Regions from separate parts of the Homo sapiens genome. Here all the other regions are linked to region 1. Evidence: read pairs that join two places in POLR2A ChIA-PET (ENCODE). Cell type or tissue: GM12878. All regions are shown on one strand. Links, peaks and the distances in the headings refer to the core of each region. The heading gives the core; the rest is flanking DNA.

The links. Peaks named below come from ENCODE experiments on the same cell type or tissue, not always from the same donor. Only the 100,000 strongest peaks of a DNase experiment are listed, where the experiment ranks them.
Region 2: POLR2A ChIA-PET joins it to region 1 with 5 read pairs; 3 of 35 experiments call an interaction of 5 or more read pairs at or near these places.
Region 3: POLR2A ChIA-PET joins it to region 1 with 6 read pairs; 6 of 35 experiments call an interaction of 5 or more read pairs at or near these places.

The regions. Positions count from the first base shown.
Region 1 is chr6:25,039,479-25,045,349 of GRCh38, reverse strand. It overlaps a transcript of RIPOR2 not described here. Among named protein-coding and RNA genes, the nearest start is that of RIPOR2, 110 kb to the right of the region's middle. In GM12878, for the core only: a CTCF peak has its summit at 2,631; DNase peaks (open chromatin) are centred at 2,050, 3,159 and 4,037; H3K4me3 peaks cover 2,816 bases; H3K27ac peaks cover 3,244 bases.
Region 2 is chr6:24,409,558-24,415,428 of GRCh38, reverse strand. MRS2 (magnesium transporter MRS2) reads right to left here. Exons shown (of 11, transcript NM_020662.4): 4 at 5,856-5,871; 5 at 3,034-3,207; 6 at 266-396. Among named protein-coding and RNA genes, the nearest start is that of MRS2, 9.6 kb to the right of the region's middle. In GM12878, for the core only: no CTCF peak of the experiment used is centred there; no DNase peak of the experiment used is centred there.
Region 3 is chr6:24,918,501-24,924,371 of GRCh38, reverse strand. The region is part of intron 1 of RIPOR2 (RHO family interacting cell polarization regulator 2); the gene reads left to right. Among named protein-coding and RNA genes, the nearest start is that of RIPOR2, 15 kb to the left of the region's middle. In GM12878, for the core only: no CTCF peak of the experiment used is centred there; no DNase peak of the experiment used is centred there; H3K4me3 peaks cover 803 bases; H3K27ac peaks cover 741 bases.

The DNA.
Region 1 (5,871 bases), core at 239-5,238:
GATTTCTTGTAAGCTGTTCTAGTGGGAAAAAAAATTCCCTTAGCACTTGCTTGTCTGGAAAAGATTATATTTCCCTTTTCTTATGAAGCTTAGTTTGATGAGATATGAAATTCTTGGTTGGAATTTCTTTTCTTTCAGACTACTGAACACAGGCCCCCAATCTCTCTTGGTTTATAAGGTTTCTTCTAAGAAATCTATTGTTAGCCTGATGGGGTTCCTTTAGTATGTAATTTGCCCTTTTTCTCTAACTATCTTTGAGATTTTTTTCTTTAGCATTGACCCAGCCTGGTGACTGTATTCCTTAGTGATGTTCATTTTGTATAGTATCTCACAGGTGTTCGCTGGATTTTTTTGTATCTGGATGTCTATCTCTCTGGCAAGATTAGGGAAATTTTCTTGAATTATTCCACCAAATATATTTTCCAGGTTGTTTATTTTTTCTCCTTCTCTCCCAGGAATGCCAATAATTCATAAGTTTGGTTGCTTTACATAATCGCATATTTTTTGAAGACTTTGTTCCTTTTTTAAAATTCTTTTTTCTTAATTTTTGTCTGACTGTGTTAGTTCAAAAGACCAGTCTTTAAGCTCTGAAATTCTTTCTTCTGCTTGGTCCAGTTTACCAAATATAGTTTTCTTATGCTGCATTTGCCATTCTAGGGAATTGTGTTCAGTGGCAATAGTCAAGAAAACCTCACTGGCTACCTTACGTAGATTTTGTCTTAATTTTGGTCTCTACCTTTCCCCCCTAATTCAGAAAATGAGTCTTGGGGAGCTGGCACATGAGGGATCAGGATCCACAAGAAATTGTCTAGACCAGGAATGTCCCACATGACCTGCAATTGCCAGTTAATGTAATGACTCAGAGTGGTGGTCCCTCAGGTAAACAAAGACACTCTGCAAATAGATTTATAGAATACAAAGGGCCTTTACAAGCTGGAAAAGGCAAGGAACAGATCCTCCACCGGAGCCTCCAGAAGGAATGCAGCTCTGCCTATACCTCGACTTTCACCCTATAAGACCCATTTCAGACTTTGACCTCCAGAACTGAAAGATGATAGATCTGTGTTGTTTTAAGCCTTTAAATTTGTGGTAATTTGTTATAGCAGCAGTAGGAAACTAATACACAGAACTTGTGATATAAAGTATCCCAGACCCCCTCATATTGCAGATAAGGAAACAGAGGCCCAGGGAATTTGCCAACTTTCATGAAGTCACATGGCTAGTTAATAATAGCTGCTGACAACATTGAGAAATTCCTCTATGCTAAACACAAGTCTTAGTCCTTAGCATGTATTTACTCATGAAGTCATCAGCATAACCCTAAGGCAGCGGCCCTCATTCTTATCCTCACATTTTATAGATTAAGAGACTGAGGCATAAGGATGTTAATGTCATGAAGATACTAAATAGGGTGCTACGAGTTTGCACCCAGGCATTTCTGCTCTGGAATGCACTCTCTTTACCACCAGACATAGTGACAGAAGGGGAGCCTGAGCTCTTGGGTGCCAGTCCAGTATCCTACCAACTTCTAAAGAGTTACTTGATCTCATTTCCTCTTGACAACTCTGAAATCTGTAGGTCATTCCCATTCTAAGTGAAGAAAACAAGACACCGAGACCAAGAGATGTGCCTAAAGCACTCACCTGGTCAGTTGCAATTACAAGCCTTTTGACTCCCATCTCTTGGTAGTTTCCCCCAGTCCCTCTGCTTCTGGCACCATGAGAGACACAAAAGATAAATGACAGAGTTTCTGCCATCAGCAAGTTTATGGGTTATCTTGGGCTAAATTTGGTAACTTGGGTGTCACTTTTTTCAGTTCCATCCTCAGGGCAAGACTACTCCTGAGGCCTTGATCAATAACTGTTTGTTCTCTGGAGCAATCTGACATTGCACAGAGGAAAAGCTTGGAACAAAGTAAGCAATCAATGTACTGAGCTTCCCCTGCCAGGGGCAGCTTTAGAATGTCTATGTAAGAGAGTCTTCAGCCACATATTTGGAAGAGGCTGTAGCACCTAAGTGTGGTATTATAGCCAACATAATGTATTTAGTTAGAGTGTATTTTTACTTGGGGAATTTTGAGGAGGAGCTGATGGAGATTTAGGGGGCTGACTAAAACTGCCCCAAACCACCCCTTGATGTACCACTTCCCCATGTAAACCCCTGTATGTTGCAGCTCAGAAAGAGGAATATACAGTTCTCGCCACCAAGAAGCTTACTCAGTATTTGAATGTGGGCAATTTTTTTTTCTTTTCTCTTTTTTCTTCATACAGTCTTTCTCTGTTGCCCAGGCTGGAGAGCAAAAGTGCAATCATAGCTCACTGCAACCTTGAACTCTTCCCTCAGGCAATCCTCCTGCCTCAGCCTCTGGAGTAGCTGGGACTATAGGCACACACCACCAAGACCAACTAATTTTAAAATTTTTTGTAGAGATAGGGTCCTGCTGTGTTGCCCTGGCCTCAAGTGATCCTCCCACCTCAGCCTCCCAAAGCGCTGAGATTACAGGTGTGAGCTACTTCATCCAGCCTGGATGCGTGCTTTAAAAGAAATCAGAGAACAAACAAAACGCCTAACAAATTTGGGCAGTGCAGACATGGGCCACCTGCAGGTGAGAGCAATAGGTGCGTGGAGGACAGCCCCATGTCTATGGCTTCAGGAAAGCCTCATGTAAAATGAGGCTTTGAAGTATGAACTAGTAGGTGAGGGGCAAGTGTGATCGTAGGTGGAGAAAAAGAATGGGTGAGAAAATTCAAATAGACATATTTGAAGACAGTGCACTGGGCAGATTAACTGGTGAAAAAGAAAGTATGAAATCACTTATGTTGGTTATCACCGAATCATTCTTTCAGTCAACAAATATTTATTGCTCACCTACCAAGTGCCAGGCACTATATTAGATACCGGAGACCCAGCAGTAAATAAATCATACGCCCTAAAAGGTAAGGGGTGTTGCTCTGATTCAGCTCTAGCAGCAAAGCTCTGCTCTTCATTTCTGCCTACAGAGAGGGATTCCCATTTCAGCCCATTCCTGCGTGCAGTCAGACACACCTGCCCTCCCCCTGCCATTGCACGGCTCCTCTGACGCGAGGGCAGACACAGGAGCCCGGTGATCGTCTCTGCTTGAATAAATTACCGCCCCATCATCTTCATGCATAAAACATGGCACAGGAGGCTAGGGCAGCCCAGCACAGCAGCTGCCTTCGGGCCAGTCGGAAGTTAAGGGAAGGAAAGGCAAGGCAAGTTACAAGATAAAAGAAGTCAACGGAAGCCTCAAATACTCTTTTTTTTTTTTTTAAGAAAAGAACAAAAAGGGGGGGGTTAAGTTTTCTTTTTCATTTTTATACGTCTGGACTTAACTTCCAGGATAGCTGCAAGACCCTTTTGTTCCTTTGCCATGAGCAGGTTTTAGGCCGCTCTGTTGGGACCATGGTGTTACCTTCGCGATTACACTGGATCAGAAACAGGCCATGGAGGGACAGGATCCGGAGGCGCCAGCTCAACCGTGAGTGTCCCGTCTGGTGTTACCTACTCTCTGCCTTTGTTTTCCACACTTTCCCGCAACACACTCATTTCTTGCCCTCTGCAAATCTTCTCCAATCTTTCCCCCTTCCTCCTCTCTTCCACTTTCCTGTGCTCCGTTTTCCAATGGACTTTGGTATTTTTTTACCGACTCTCTCTCTTCCTATTTCCTTCCCAGCCCTATCCTAATTAGAGGTAACTAGATACATTTTGTTTCAAGTGGTGAGCAAGACAGGGCCACAGGGCCTCTTTTCTTTATTTCTCCAACCAGATGGAAAATACAAATAAATATTTACATCGGTCAAGGAGTCATGTGAATTGGAATTTTTGTTTATTACAGTGGGGAAAAAAATGGAACATCTGAATCAAACAGGTTATCAGCAGTGTCGCTAGATGAGGTGAAATTCAAGGATCAGTGAGTCATATTTCCTTTAAAGGGCCCAATTGTATGCTTCTTAAATTATCAAACTCACAACTGAGTAGACAGGAACTCTAACCAAAAGGGAGTTTTTAGTGCTGGAGTAATCTGAGAATGAAAAAGCATTTCCTATGTATGCCAAGACCATTTCTCATGAACAAGTAACAAATTTGTGTGTGTCTGTTTTTAGAGATGTTTATTTATCTCAGATGTCAGCAAATTCAAATGGGTGGAGGGCTGGGCTGCTAAGAAGAATGAGTGAAAGGGGTCTGTTTTCACAGGGGTAAGGAATAGTTCACTTTCTTCCTGTCTCTGTTGTGAGAAAAATGATAGTGAAAGCATGATGATAAATGACAACTGACATTTGGCCTCAATATGAGGTAGCAATAGGCAGTGGTAGAGGGTGCAGCAAATGGGGAAATATGTGTCCCATCATAGTGGGGCACCCACCATTCAATGCCATCAGATTGTTTCCATGAGGAATGGGGTAGAGGTTGGTGGATTTTCCAATTTTTCAAAAAAAGCAGGCAGATGCGGTAGCTCATGCCTGTAATCCCAGCACTTTGGGAGGCCAAGGCGGGAGGATCATGACGTCAAGAGATCGAGACCACCCTGGCCAACATGGTGAAACCCTGTCTCTACTAAAAATACAAAAATTAGCCGGGCGTGGTGGTGGACGCCTGTAATCCCAGCTACTCAGGAGGCTGAGGCATGAGAATCACTTGAACCCAGGAGGTGGAGGTTGCGGTGAGCTGAGATCGTGCCATTGCACTCTAGCCTGGGCAACAACAGCGAAACTCTGTCTCGAAAAAAAAAAAAAAAAGCAAGAAACACTAATTTCTATGTGAAAGCTCTCAAGTTTAAATGTTGGCAGTTTATTCTTTGAATTTTAAATATGTAATACCAATGTTCTGAGGCAACGTGTGACAACTGTGGACCACCAGTAGCCAAGCCCTGGTTTATGTGCTAGGTGTTGTTCTCATTAGAAGTCCATCACACAGGCCGGGCGCGGTGGCTCACGCCTGTAATTCCAACACTTTGGGAGGCCGAGTTGGGCAGATCACCTGAGGTGAGGAGTTGAAGAGCAGCCTGGCCAACATGGTAAAACCCCATCTCTACTAAAAATACAAAAATTAGCCAGGCGTGGTGGTGGGCACCTGTAATCCCAACTACTCAAGAGGCTGAGACTGGAGAATCGCTTGAACCCAAGAGGCGGAGATTGCAGTGAGCGGAGATTGTGCCATTGTACTCCAGCCTGGGCGATGAGCGAAACTCCATCTAAAAAAAAAAAAAAAGTAGAAGTCTATCACACAGTGTTCTTTATGCCTAGATGCCTAGTTATATGTTGGCAACTCTTCCTTATGTGTTAAAAGCCCCTGGTATAGACAATTAAATTAAGATGAATGAGTGGCTTAGGAACATGTATCCAAAATAGTCACAGTCTACTAGTTTCGGAGGCAAGCTGAGCTGGTTGGATTCCAAATGACAATTCAAAGACAAGCAAACAATTTGCATCAAGCAAAATACTTCTTTTTCTTTGATATAATTGAAGAAGCCATCAGTTTTCTCTGGGCCTTTACCTTCTTGATCATGTTTCTTTTACTTGCGCGTACCTTAAATTTAAATTCCAGTTTTTATGAAACTTCATTCTATATCTGTAGGAAATTAGTTGTGATCCTAAGTTTTAATCCAATACCTCCGTTATGGAATCCGTCACTGAGAAAAGCTGGATTATGGATCTGCATGGTTTCACTAGTATGGATGGGAAGTCGGCCTATACTCTTAAAATAAGAGTTATCAGAAAAGCCTGCTTTACTACAGAAATTTCACTTAAATTTTGAGACTAACATCTGAATACTGTGCTGATTTCTGCATGGTTTTAATATGAAATGATATATTAATAGATGTTGAATGTAAGCTCAACATTAAGCAGGCTG
Region 2 (5,871 bases), core at 384-5,383, 630 kb after region 1:
CAAACCTCAATTTTCTCATCTTCAAAATGAAGACAATATCAACTATTGAATGGGTGATGAGATGAGATCACATACGGAAAAGAGCCTTACATGACATTTCATGCAAAGTATCTTTTCAACAAACAGTAGATTGTGTGCCCCTTTTAGCTCAACTTCCCACCTAGGCTACTTTCATACTTTAAAAAAAGTTATGAAACAAAATGTTAATAATTGATTTTAAGATATTTGTCTCCAACTCCCAATGTGATACATCATCCATATTTACCTTTTGCCATTCTGTAGTAAAATGTGCAGTTTGCTTCTGTCTACAGAAGAATGTTTGGGGTCCACCAAAGCATCCAAGGTCTCAAGGATCAGTGGCTGCAAAATGCTAAGTTTCCCCTGAAGGGTGTTGATCTAGATAACAACATGACCTTTCATAAGAATTAAAACAATCTTTTTAGAATATTCAGGATCAGTGAATCCTCTGATTAAATACAGAAATCTGTAGTAGCTTGAAATGCTGGTAACATTTCAGAACATAGATAATTCTAGAATGCCTATTCCAGATGATTCAAAAACTAGATCCTCTGGGTTCAAAGAACTATGTATGATGTTATCTTTAGGCACAGATTTGGTTGACAAGGAGCTAACTCTCGTAAGAGTCTTTCTCCTCCCGCCCGGCCAGCCGCCCCGTCCGGGAGGTGAGGGGCACCTCTGCCCGGCCGCCCCGTCTGGGAAGTGATGAGCCCCTCTGCCCAGCCGCCACCCCGTCTGGGAGGTGTACCCAACAGCTCATTGAGAACGGGCCACGATGATGATGGCGGTTTTGTCGAATAGAAAAGGGGGAAATGTGGAGAAAAGAAAGAGAGATCAGATTGTTACTGTGTCTGTGTAGAAAGAAGTAGACATAGGAGACTCCATTTTGTTCTGTACTAAGAAAAATTCTTCTGCCTTGGGATGCTGTTAATCTATAACCTTACCCCCAACCCTGTGCTCTCTGAAACATGTGCTGTGTCCACTCAGGGTTAAATGGATTAAGGGCGGTGCAAGATGTGCTTTGTTAAACAGATGCTTGAAGGCAGCATGCTCGTTAAGAGTCATCACCACTCCCTAATCTCAAGTACCCAGGGACACAAACACTGCGGAAGGCGGCAGGGTCCTCTTCCTAGGAAAACCAGAGACCCTTGTTCACATGTTTATCTGCTGACCTTCCCTCCACTATTGTCCTATGACCCTGCCAAATCCCCCTCTCCGAGAAACACCCAAGAATGATCAATAAATACTAAAAAAATTTAAAAAAAAAAGTCTTTCTCCTATAGACATTCATTATGAAGTAATGAGGGATCAAGTAAAATAAAATCTGCTATTATTAAAACACAAGCTTTCAGTAATACCTGTGTTCTCTGTAAACAGAATATGGTTCAAAATTCCTACAAAGCTCTTTGAAAATAAAAACTTGAGCTTTAAAACATAAACATATCAGAGTAAAGTCAAAAATAGACTATTTAGGTTAACACAAGTATGGTTTGATATTTGATATTCGGCAGGTATGCACTAATCCTGCTATATAGTTGTTAAAATACTGAAACACTTCCATGCCAGTTGGCAAATAGCATATACTAACTAAATCAAGCGGTAAAACTGATGACGTAAATTACAGCATATAGTCTTTATCTCAGAAGCACAATTACTGTGAAACAGATTTTTTTATTTGGAAACAAGTCCAGAGTCACAGTGCCTCTGCAGACATGTTGTTTATTTCGTCTCCAGAGGAACTGCTTCCGGGTTAAGAAGTCCTTGGGTGGGAGGGAAGACTGGACAGCCAAATAGGCAGACCACATCTTTTAATCTAAGAGATATCAAACCCTCTGCTCAGCAAGGTGTGGACTTTTGTAGTGGTTGGGGAGGCTGCTGAGGGTCACAGATAGGGTATTTGTGAGGCATATCTACTCATGGTATGTCTTGGTCCCTTAGGTGGGTTTGGGGAGCTTTCCCTTGTTCGAAAACTTATCCCTTTTGAGAGGTGGCTGGTCTTGCTTCTATGTAGTGTTGTTTCGTAAGGAAATCTTCCTGGGACCCCATTTAAAGGAAGAAGAATGTGTATCCCAGCAGACATCCTGAACTCCCTCTCTATTCTCCCCACAGCCAATCTCTAGGCCGGAGACCCATGCCAGCCTAGCCTCTCTCCTTCCCCTCCTGCTCCCTTTAAGATCCCTGTCTTTCTCCTAACAGCATGAGCTCCTGAGAGCTTACCCAGCCTGTGGAGCCCATGACTTACCACTGTTTACATCTTCTTTCTCTCTTCTGCTTTCCCCCTGCTTGGTAACTGGGCTCCCACTACTTATCATCTCACTGGCTGGTGCTAGCTGGTGCTCATTAATTACCCCAAGCAGGAAGTGTAGCCATCTATTCTTTCAGAGCAAGGCAGACAAAAGAAAAGTGTGCCAGGTTCACCCAACCCAATGCACCTCATGTCCTCTCTACCCTCTCTCCTCCTCCCACTCTGGTTAGTATGCTCCCAGCACCAACTCTTGCATGTAGCCAGTTCCTGAACAGTACCATCCTGACTTAACAGGAGGAAGAAAAGATAATGAAAGATTTGTGGGGTCAGGGAAGCAGAGAACCACCCTTGTTTAGAGCCTGACAGGAGTCTCAGACATCTAAGGACTCTTAATTTAAAGGAGGAGTCACTGGAAGAACTGTGCGTGATTCCTATGTCAATCTAGGTCTCAAAAAGATGCATCATTTACCTGGCTCAAACAAAGGATTGTACAAACAAATCAAAAAATGACTTGATGAAATGATTTAATAAAATAATTATCACATGTCAAGCATTTTTATAATATACATAGAGTCTTTAGTTCTATTTGACTGGGTCATAACATTTAAGAATTAAGTGATATCTCCATGTAGGATCCTTAGAGACGACTTGTTTCGGGGCAGGATGTGGTCAGGGGACATGCCATTGAAACAATACCCCAACTTGTCTTCCCACTCAATGACATTTCAAAATCAGAATAAACCCAAGAAGCTAAATAAAAACAGACTTACCCAATATTGCAGGAGTGCTTCTATAGCTCTAAACTCAAAAGGTAAAGGGTATGTAACGAGTTGACCCTCTCCAGACAACTGTGAAGGGAGTTCCCGGAACAGCCATTGCTCTAAGTTTAAATTACGATAATCTAATATCAGAAGACACTCTGGAGTTATCACAGCTTTCAAATACTGTTAAAAAAAAAAAAACCAAAACATATAAATATGTGAGTGTATATACACACATGCATGTATATACATATATATGTATACATACATATATATATGCAAATTGTAGAGCTGTAGGAAAAAAGAACATTCATAAAATTTGGTTTAATACTTTACTAATTGTGGATTAAGACTAAACCAAATCAGTGTTCATTTTTGTTTTTCAAAAAAATCAAGGTTTTTTTTTTCAAAAGAAAAGAAACTTAAAAAATATATGTCTTGATACTGCTAACTCACTCTCAATAAAACTGGAATTATTCACATAAATTATATATTTACTAAGACTTCTGGGGTAATCATGAAAAAAAAACAAAAACAAAAAAAAAAACACCAAAAAATACCCCCAGAAAGCCGGGCATGGTGGCTCATGCCTGTAATCCCAGCACTTTTGGAGGCTGAGGAAGGTGGATCATGAGGTCAAGAGATCGAGACCATCCTGGCCAACATGGTGAAACCCCGTCTCTACTAAAAATACAAAAATCAGTTAGGCGTGGTGGCCCACACCTGTAGTCCCAGCTACTTCAGAGGCTGAGGCAGGAGAATCGCTTGAACCTGGGAGGCGGAGTTTGCAGTGAGCTGAGATTGTGCCACTGCACTCCAGCCTGGCGACAGAGCGAGACTCCGTCTTTCTTTTTTGGAAAAAATAAATAAATAAATAAAGGGAACAAGATAAGGTCTTCCTAAAAGTCAGGTATTGAGCAGACTTTTAGAAAAGATTTAGTTTAATCATAATTAGTTTGGCACAAATGGAAGTTTCCTTTTTAAAACACCACTAAAGCATATAAACAAAATCTGAAATTAAGATGAAACATAGCCTTACTACTCTAATTTAGAACAATATGAAATTAGAATTTTTTCTAAAAAGACTGGTTATCTTGTATGTTAAAAGTAGATAAAGGTAGCCACTTTATCAGTGATATAGAAATTAGAGATAATTTTCTATTTTTACATTTTTCCAACATTCTATCATGAATTTTTTTTTCTTTTTTTTTTTTGAGATGGAAGTCTTGCTCTGTCACCCAGGCTGGAGTGCAGTGGGGCAATCTCGGCTCACTGCAACCTCCACCTTCAGGGTTCAAGCTATTCTCCTACCTCAGCCTCCTGAGTAGCTGGAATTACAGGCACCCGCCACCATGCCTGGCTAATTTTTGTATTTTTTAGTAGAGACGGGGTTTCACCATGTTGGTCAGGCTGGTCTCGAACTCCTGACCTCAGGTGATCCACCCCTCTCGGCCTCCCAAAGTGCTGGGATTACAGATGTGAGCCACCACAACCTAGCCTCATGAAAATTTTTATACAGAAAAGTTGAAAGATTGCAGTGAACACCATATACCCACCAGTTAGATTACACAATTATCATTCTGCTGAATTTGCTTTTTCACATACCTGTCTGTCTCTCCATGAAAGAGACACTGTTTTGAAGAATGCTAGCTACTGATTCCAAGAGTAGAGAATATTTCTGAAGAAAATCACATGGGAGAAGACTGCTTCATTTTTGATAAAGTATTTTTTATTTACTTATTTATTTTTAGAGATGGGATCTTGCTATGTTGCTTAGGCTGGTCACAAACTCCTGGTCTCTGGTGACCCTCCCACTTCAGCCTCCTGAGTAGCTGGGACTAAAGGCACATGCTACCAATACTGGCCCATTTTTTATTATTTTGATTAGTTCTAGAAAAATGAACAAAAATCTGCCATCAAAGACTCTTTGAAGAAAGTCTCATACCCACTACAGGGCCAATACCATTCATCTATTTTTGAACCTAAACATTAGCCCACCAAAATAACTGAAACCCACATTAACTCTGAATCACTAAAGAAAGTCAAATTATTATTTGGCATGCTCTGAATAGGTAAGGGAAAATACAATATATTTCAGAAAGTTTTCCATTAAAAAAATTTAAACTGGCCAGGCACGGTGGCTCATGCCTGTAATCCCAGCACTTTGGGAGGCAGAGGCAGGTGGATCACCTGAGGTCGGGAGTTTCAGAGCAGCCTGACCAACATGGAGAAACCCCATGTCTACTAAAAATACAAAATTAGCTGGGTTTGGTGGCTTATGCCTGTAATCCCAGCTACTCAGAAGGCTGAGGCAGGAGAATTGCTTGAACCTGGGAGGTGGAGGTTGCAGTGAGCCAAGATCGTGCCAGCCTGGGCAACAAGAGCAAAACTCCATCTCAAAAAAAAAATTAAGGCTATAAAATTTAATGTCTATTCCTGTGCTATTTAGAAAGCCAGAATACATTTTTGGTAGCTCAGGTTATACTATAATTACATGTAACTGTACACAATTGGATATATATCTATTATAAATCAGGATTGTCTTATAGTTTCCAGAACTAGAGAGTAAATCCCAACAGTGAGAATGAACACCACAGTCAGAGCTTTTCCAACTTAAAACACAGCAGTGTTATGCCTATTGAACATGTGCATATAATCCATATAAAATGAGTTCTACTCATAATAGCATATTAAGCTATAAAACATCCTATGTTTCAGGTAGCTATTTCTATTCCAAAATTACTTTTAACCTAGATACTAATCAAGATAGTTAGAAGGTAACTTTTATAAGATTGTATTGGAGAAACATAGATGAAAATAAAATATTTTACCTCCATTCTCATGATA
Region 3 (5,871 bases), core at 384-5,383, 120 kb after region 1:
GCTTCGAGTTCACACATCCACAAGATCTGAAGCCCTTAGACCTAACCATAATGCATGATAATGAGTGATAGGCAAGCATGACTCAAAGCTGTCTTTTTGGCTTTTACACACACGCAAGTCCCAATTTACCAAGGAGTGATGGTGCCAGGCCTCAGGGAGCATATCCCAAAGAAACCACAAATTGGAAATGCATTACCTTACGTTAGGAGATTACATGGGATTAGCAGAGCTTTGATCATCCCAAAACAGTGCTGGCTCTTGCCCACTGCCCCATGTCTGTAAAGCAGACCAGCGTGGGTCTGCTCAGCCTGCATGTTAATTCAAGAACAAGAAAGCCTTTTCAAAACAGACACGACAGGAGAGCGCTAAAAGCACTGCCACACACACCCATGCACATTTAGAGGGGCCACATGGTTCCTGGTTGCTACGCATTACAAGAGGCAGGAATGTCGAGCTCTGTGAGGCATTTCTGAGCAGTTCTTCATTTATTTGTTTATTTATTTATTTATTTATTTTATTTTTTTGAGACAGAGTCTTACTCTGTCGCTGAGGCTGGAGTGCGGTAGTGCTATCTCGGCTCTCTGCAACCTCTGCCTCCCAGATTCAAGTGATTCTCATGCCTCAGCTTCCCAAGCAGCTGGAACTACAGGCATGCGCCATCACGTCCCCTGCTAATATTTTGTATTTTTAGTAGAGAGGGGATTTCACCATGTTGGCCAGACTGGTCTCAAACTCCTGGCCTCAAGTGATCTACCCACCTCAGCCTCCCAAAATGCTGGAATTACAGGAGTGAGCCGCCGCGCCCAGCCTCTGAGCAGTTCTAACTTGCTGTGGGGGAGAAAAATCTTGCTATTGAAAAGAGTTAGGAAACTCTCGGCCACTTTTGGTGGGAATGTAAAATGGTACAGCCACTACAAAAAACAGTATGGCAGTTCCTAAAAAAAATTAAAAATAGAATTGCCAGGTGATCCAACAATTCCACTTCTGGGTATATACCCAAAATAATTAAAAGCAGAATCTTGAAAAGATACTTGTATATCATATTCATAGCAGCATTGTTCACAATAGCCAAAAGGTGGAAGTAAATCAGGTATCCACCCATGCAAAATGTAGTACAGTATATACACACAATGGAATATTATTCAGCCTGCAAGAAGAATGAAATGCTGACACCTGCTACCACATGCATGGACCTTGAGGGCATTATGCTAAGTGAAATAAGTCAGCCATAAAAGACAAATACTGTATGAATCCACTTCTATGAAGTACCAAGAGTAATCAAATTTATAGAAACAATAAATAGACGGTGGTTGCCAGAGGCTGGGGGGAGGAGAGAGCAGGGAATTGCTTTAAAGGGCATAGAGTTTCAGGTTTGCAAAATGAGAGAGTTCTGGAGTTTGGTGCAGAACGGTATGAATGTACTTTACACTACTGAACTATACACTTAAAAACAGTTGAGATGGTACATTTTATGTTATGTGTATTTTACCTTTTTTTTTTTTTTTTTTTTTTTGAGACTGTCCTGTTCTGTTGCACAGGCTGTAGTGTGATGGCACCATCTTGGCTCACTGCAGCCTCTGCCTCCCTGGTTCAAGCAATTCTTGTGCCTCAGCCTCCTGGAGTAGCTGGAACTACAGGTGCACGCCAACACACCAGGCTAATTTTTGTATTTTTGGTAGAGACAGGGTTTCACCACATTGGCCAGGCTGGTCTCGAACTCCTAACCTCAAATGATCCATCTGCCTCGGCCTCCCAAAGTGCTGGGATTACAGGCGTGAGCCACCGTGCCTGGCCCCTTACCACATTTTTTTTAAAAAAAGAGTTCAGAATGGGTACAAAAAAAAACAGGAAAGTACCAGGCAATTCCTGAGGGTCTACAGAGCAGTTGCTTTTTCTTGAGCCAGGTAAATTTAACAGTAGGGAACTGAATTTCCACAAAAGATAGAAGTGGTTCTAGGCAGCTGACGCTGACCAAGGCTAAGCATATCTGATGCAATCTTAGAAAGACTGTTTCCTTTATAACAGCGTATGTGAGAGTTACGTATGGGATTCTTGCTACTAATTTCTTCCTAGCTGGGCGTCAGTTTTAGGAACTCTGCAAAAATACTTTGAGATTAGCACTTACTGAGGCTCCTCTAGAGATGAATAGCATAATTAGAAGATGTGTCTCCCTTGGGAGCTTATGAGCTATTTAGGGATATAAATAAGGTTTTTTTTATTATTATTCATTTAAAGAATATCAGCCAGGCGTGGTGGCTCATGCCTGTAATCCCAGCACTTTGGGAGGCCGAGGAGGACGGATCACTTGAGGTCAGGAGTTTGAGACCAGCCTGGCCAACATGGTGAAACTCCATCTCTACTAAAAAATACAAAACTTAGCTGGGCGTGGTGGCACACATCTGTAATCCCAGCTACTCAGGAGGCTGAGGCAAGAGAATTGCTTGAACCCAGGAGGTGGAGGTTGCAGTGAGCCGAGATTGCGCCATTGCACTCCAGCCTGGGCGACAGAGTGAGACTCTGTCTCAAATTTTAAAAAAAAGAAAGAAAGAAAGAAAGAATATCAATTGAAAGTCTTCCACATGCTTGGTTCAGTTCTGTTCTGGCTCTCAGGTACAGCAGTGAATATAACAAAGTCCCAGCCTTGTGAAGTTATATTGCAGAGAAGCGAGGCAGACAATAGACAAGCCTATAAAAATACAGTACATCAGGGTCGGGGGGGGCGATAAGTGTTATGGGAAAAAATTAAGTGCAGGGTGGGCAGAATAGGACATGGTGGTCAGGGAAGACTTTACTGACAAATGCCCAGAGGTTTGAAGTCAAGGTCTGAACATATGGAGGTCTGGGGAGAGTGTTCCAGGAATAGTAAGGAAACCAATGTGAGCAAGGCAGAGAATGGTAGAAGATCTAAGGCTGGGCATGGTGGCTCACGCCTGTAATGCTAGCACTTTGGAAGACCAAGGTTGGAGGATCACTTGAGATCAGGTATTTGAGACCGGCCTGGCCAACATAGTGAAACAGCGTCTCTACTAAAAAAAAAAAAAAATAGCTGGGTGTGGTGGCACGTGCCTATAGTCCCAGCTACTCAGGAGGCTGAGACAGGAGAACTGCTTGTGCTCAGGAGGCAGAGGCTGCAGTGAGCCGAGATCATGCCACTGCACTCCAGCCTGGGTGACAGAGCAAGACTCTGTCTCCTCAAAAAAAAAGAGAGAGAGAGAGATCTAAGAGGTTTTGGGGAGTTCAGCTCCTGTAAAGCCTTATAGGTTACTGTAAGGATTTGAGTTTTTACTCTATGAGATGGGGAGCCATTGGCCAGTGTTGAGCAAAGTAATGCAATCTGATTTACCTTACAAAAGGATCATTCTGACTGTTGTCTTGGAAAGAAAGATGGGGGAATAGGGGAAAAGGTAGGTTAGGAGACTACTGACATATTCCAGAAGAGCTCATGGGATCCTTACCTGGCCTGATACTGGCTGAATACTGGGGGTATGGGAAAAAGTGGTCAAGGATGATTCCAGGGCTTTGGCCTAAGCATCTGGAAGGATAACATTGCTCTTTACTGAAATGAAGACTGCTGCTGGAGGAGTAGACTTAAGGTGAGGAAGGGTATTGCTGTGATGCGGAATCAGGAGTCCAGTTTTGGACAGTTAAGTTTATAGTATACATATAAATTGTGGATGACTTCATGAAGTCCCATTCTAAGTACTCAGAATAGCGAACATTCAGGAAATAGTTGTTGAAATGTTGCCTATAAAGCAGCATATACATAATAGAAAATTATTCATAGATTTATCTCTAGCTTATAGGGATTGGGCTATATAACCTATATGGTGTGTTCCATAAGACCATGAGTTCAGTAATACAATGCAAACTGTTCAGAACACTAAAGGGCAATTTAAGGAAAGATCAGAGGGAAAGGGCTGGCTTCTTGGAGGTGAATATTTGAAGTTGAGAGCTTAATGTCCTGGGAAGCAGTGTTCTGTAAACATGATAATTGTGGGAATGCATCAGGGAATGCTTTATCTTCACATGCTCTCCTGCATTTGGTGCTATGCATACCAAGTTCACATGCTTGCATTTCTTGCCCTTTTGCTCCAAGGCCATACATTCATAGAATTTCAGCTGGAAGAGACCTAAAGAGGTGTTTGGTCTATGTTCCTAACAGAAGGCTGGCAAGCAATCAGCCCCAGTGCTCAGCTCCCTCCCTTTTTCCCTCCAAAGGAGATTTATCTGTCTCCATCAGTCACACATCCATTTAACAGTCAATAGCTAGTAGGCACCACATTTGCTTTTATTTTAACTCAAATCCCACAGGTTATATCTTCAATCACTTCTCTTTATTCTAATTCTGGGGAATAATTGTTCTTCCTTCTGTAAGACAGTCCTCAAAAACCATTAAAATAACATAGTAACAACACCAATAACTCTCCAAACACCGAAATCACCAGTCCAATATTTGTATTCCACCAGGCACTTGAGTCGAATAGTATCTACTGCCGACAAGAGGGCGAGTGTATTCTCAGTGGTGAAGAGGCTCAAACGTGTGTGAATTAGGATATGAAATGCAGGGGCACACGGCCTACAGCTGTTGAACTTGAATTCCTCTGTGAATGCAAACCCCACAGCTGAGAGGCACTTCTCAGAGAGGCCTGTGTACGTTTGCTCTTCTAGATGTACAGGGCTTATCCTCATTGTGACTTAGCCATCGTCTTGTGTGCAGAGAACAAACGAGAGCAGGTGTTCACATTTATCTTCCTCAAGCAGCCCCTTGAGGCTTTTTGGGGGAGGGTCAGGAAAGGAAGAGGCTGAAATACAGCCTTCCATCCCCCAACTCTCACTCCTGCCAGCAGACAGCTGTTTCAGTCTCTTCTTGCTGCTGCTAATGAAAACATAGCCGGGATTCCATAAAAGATATTTAATATGGGATTGCTTGGAGAAGCCACTTTCTTTGGAGATTTGCTTAAACCAAAGCTCTTGGATTTGTTACCATTGCTGTGAAATTTTCATCTCCAGCAGCCTTAGCATGAATGACCTATTTTGAATGTGACAGCGATTACACTTCGGTGGCGTGAATAATTTATTAGGTGCAAGAGCACTGTCAACGTAGTGATATTACAGCAGTCTTGCTAGCCTGGCTAATTATGGAGGATGACAGCACTCTATCCTGTTGTCACAGCTCCTCTCCAAAGCTGCCAGGGATGTGGATTCTATGTGAGCAGAGAAGGAAAGAGGGGCAGTGGGGCCAGGTTCCTGCTACCAAAGAAGGCTTTGTGGGTTGAGCAAGCTGTGCTGCAGGAGTTGGATTTCCACTTTCACCTCTGCAAAGTGAAACTGTGCTGGGCCCATGGGGATGAATCTTGTATCCAGTATCCTGATTTTGCATAAAATGTGTGTTAGTTGGGGGAGGTGCAGGCTGTGAAAGAGTGACTTAGGAAGGAAAGAGGCATTAGACCCTGGAGCTAGCTAGGGTATCTAATGGTTTCCAGGTTTACAGAGGAGGCACAGGCCTTTTTAGCATGCAGCTGGATTCAGAGCCTAGGAGCAGGAGTATGAGAGAAAGGAATAGAGCACAGCCAGGAGGAGCCTCAGTTATGGCTTCGGTGTGTGTTCCCTTGTGTTTTAAGCTACCTTGAGACTCTAGAGCTTTCTCTAGCTTTGCCTGAGTAGTAGTGACAGCTCATTTAACCTTACTGAGACCTCAGTTCCAGATATAAATCAGGCTCCAAAATAATGTCCATGAAGATTTTGAAGTTTAACAGTCAGTGACAAAGTTTTAAGCAATAGGGCTTCTGGGCCTGTAATTCCTCCTAAAAGTAGCTCCTGAAGTTAATGGTCCCAACTTTATGAATTAGGGAGGAACTAAACTTTGGGAAG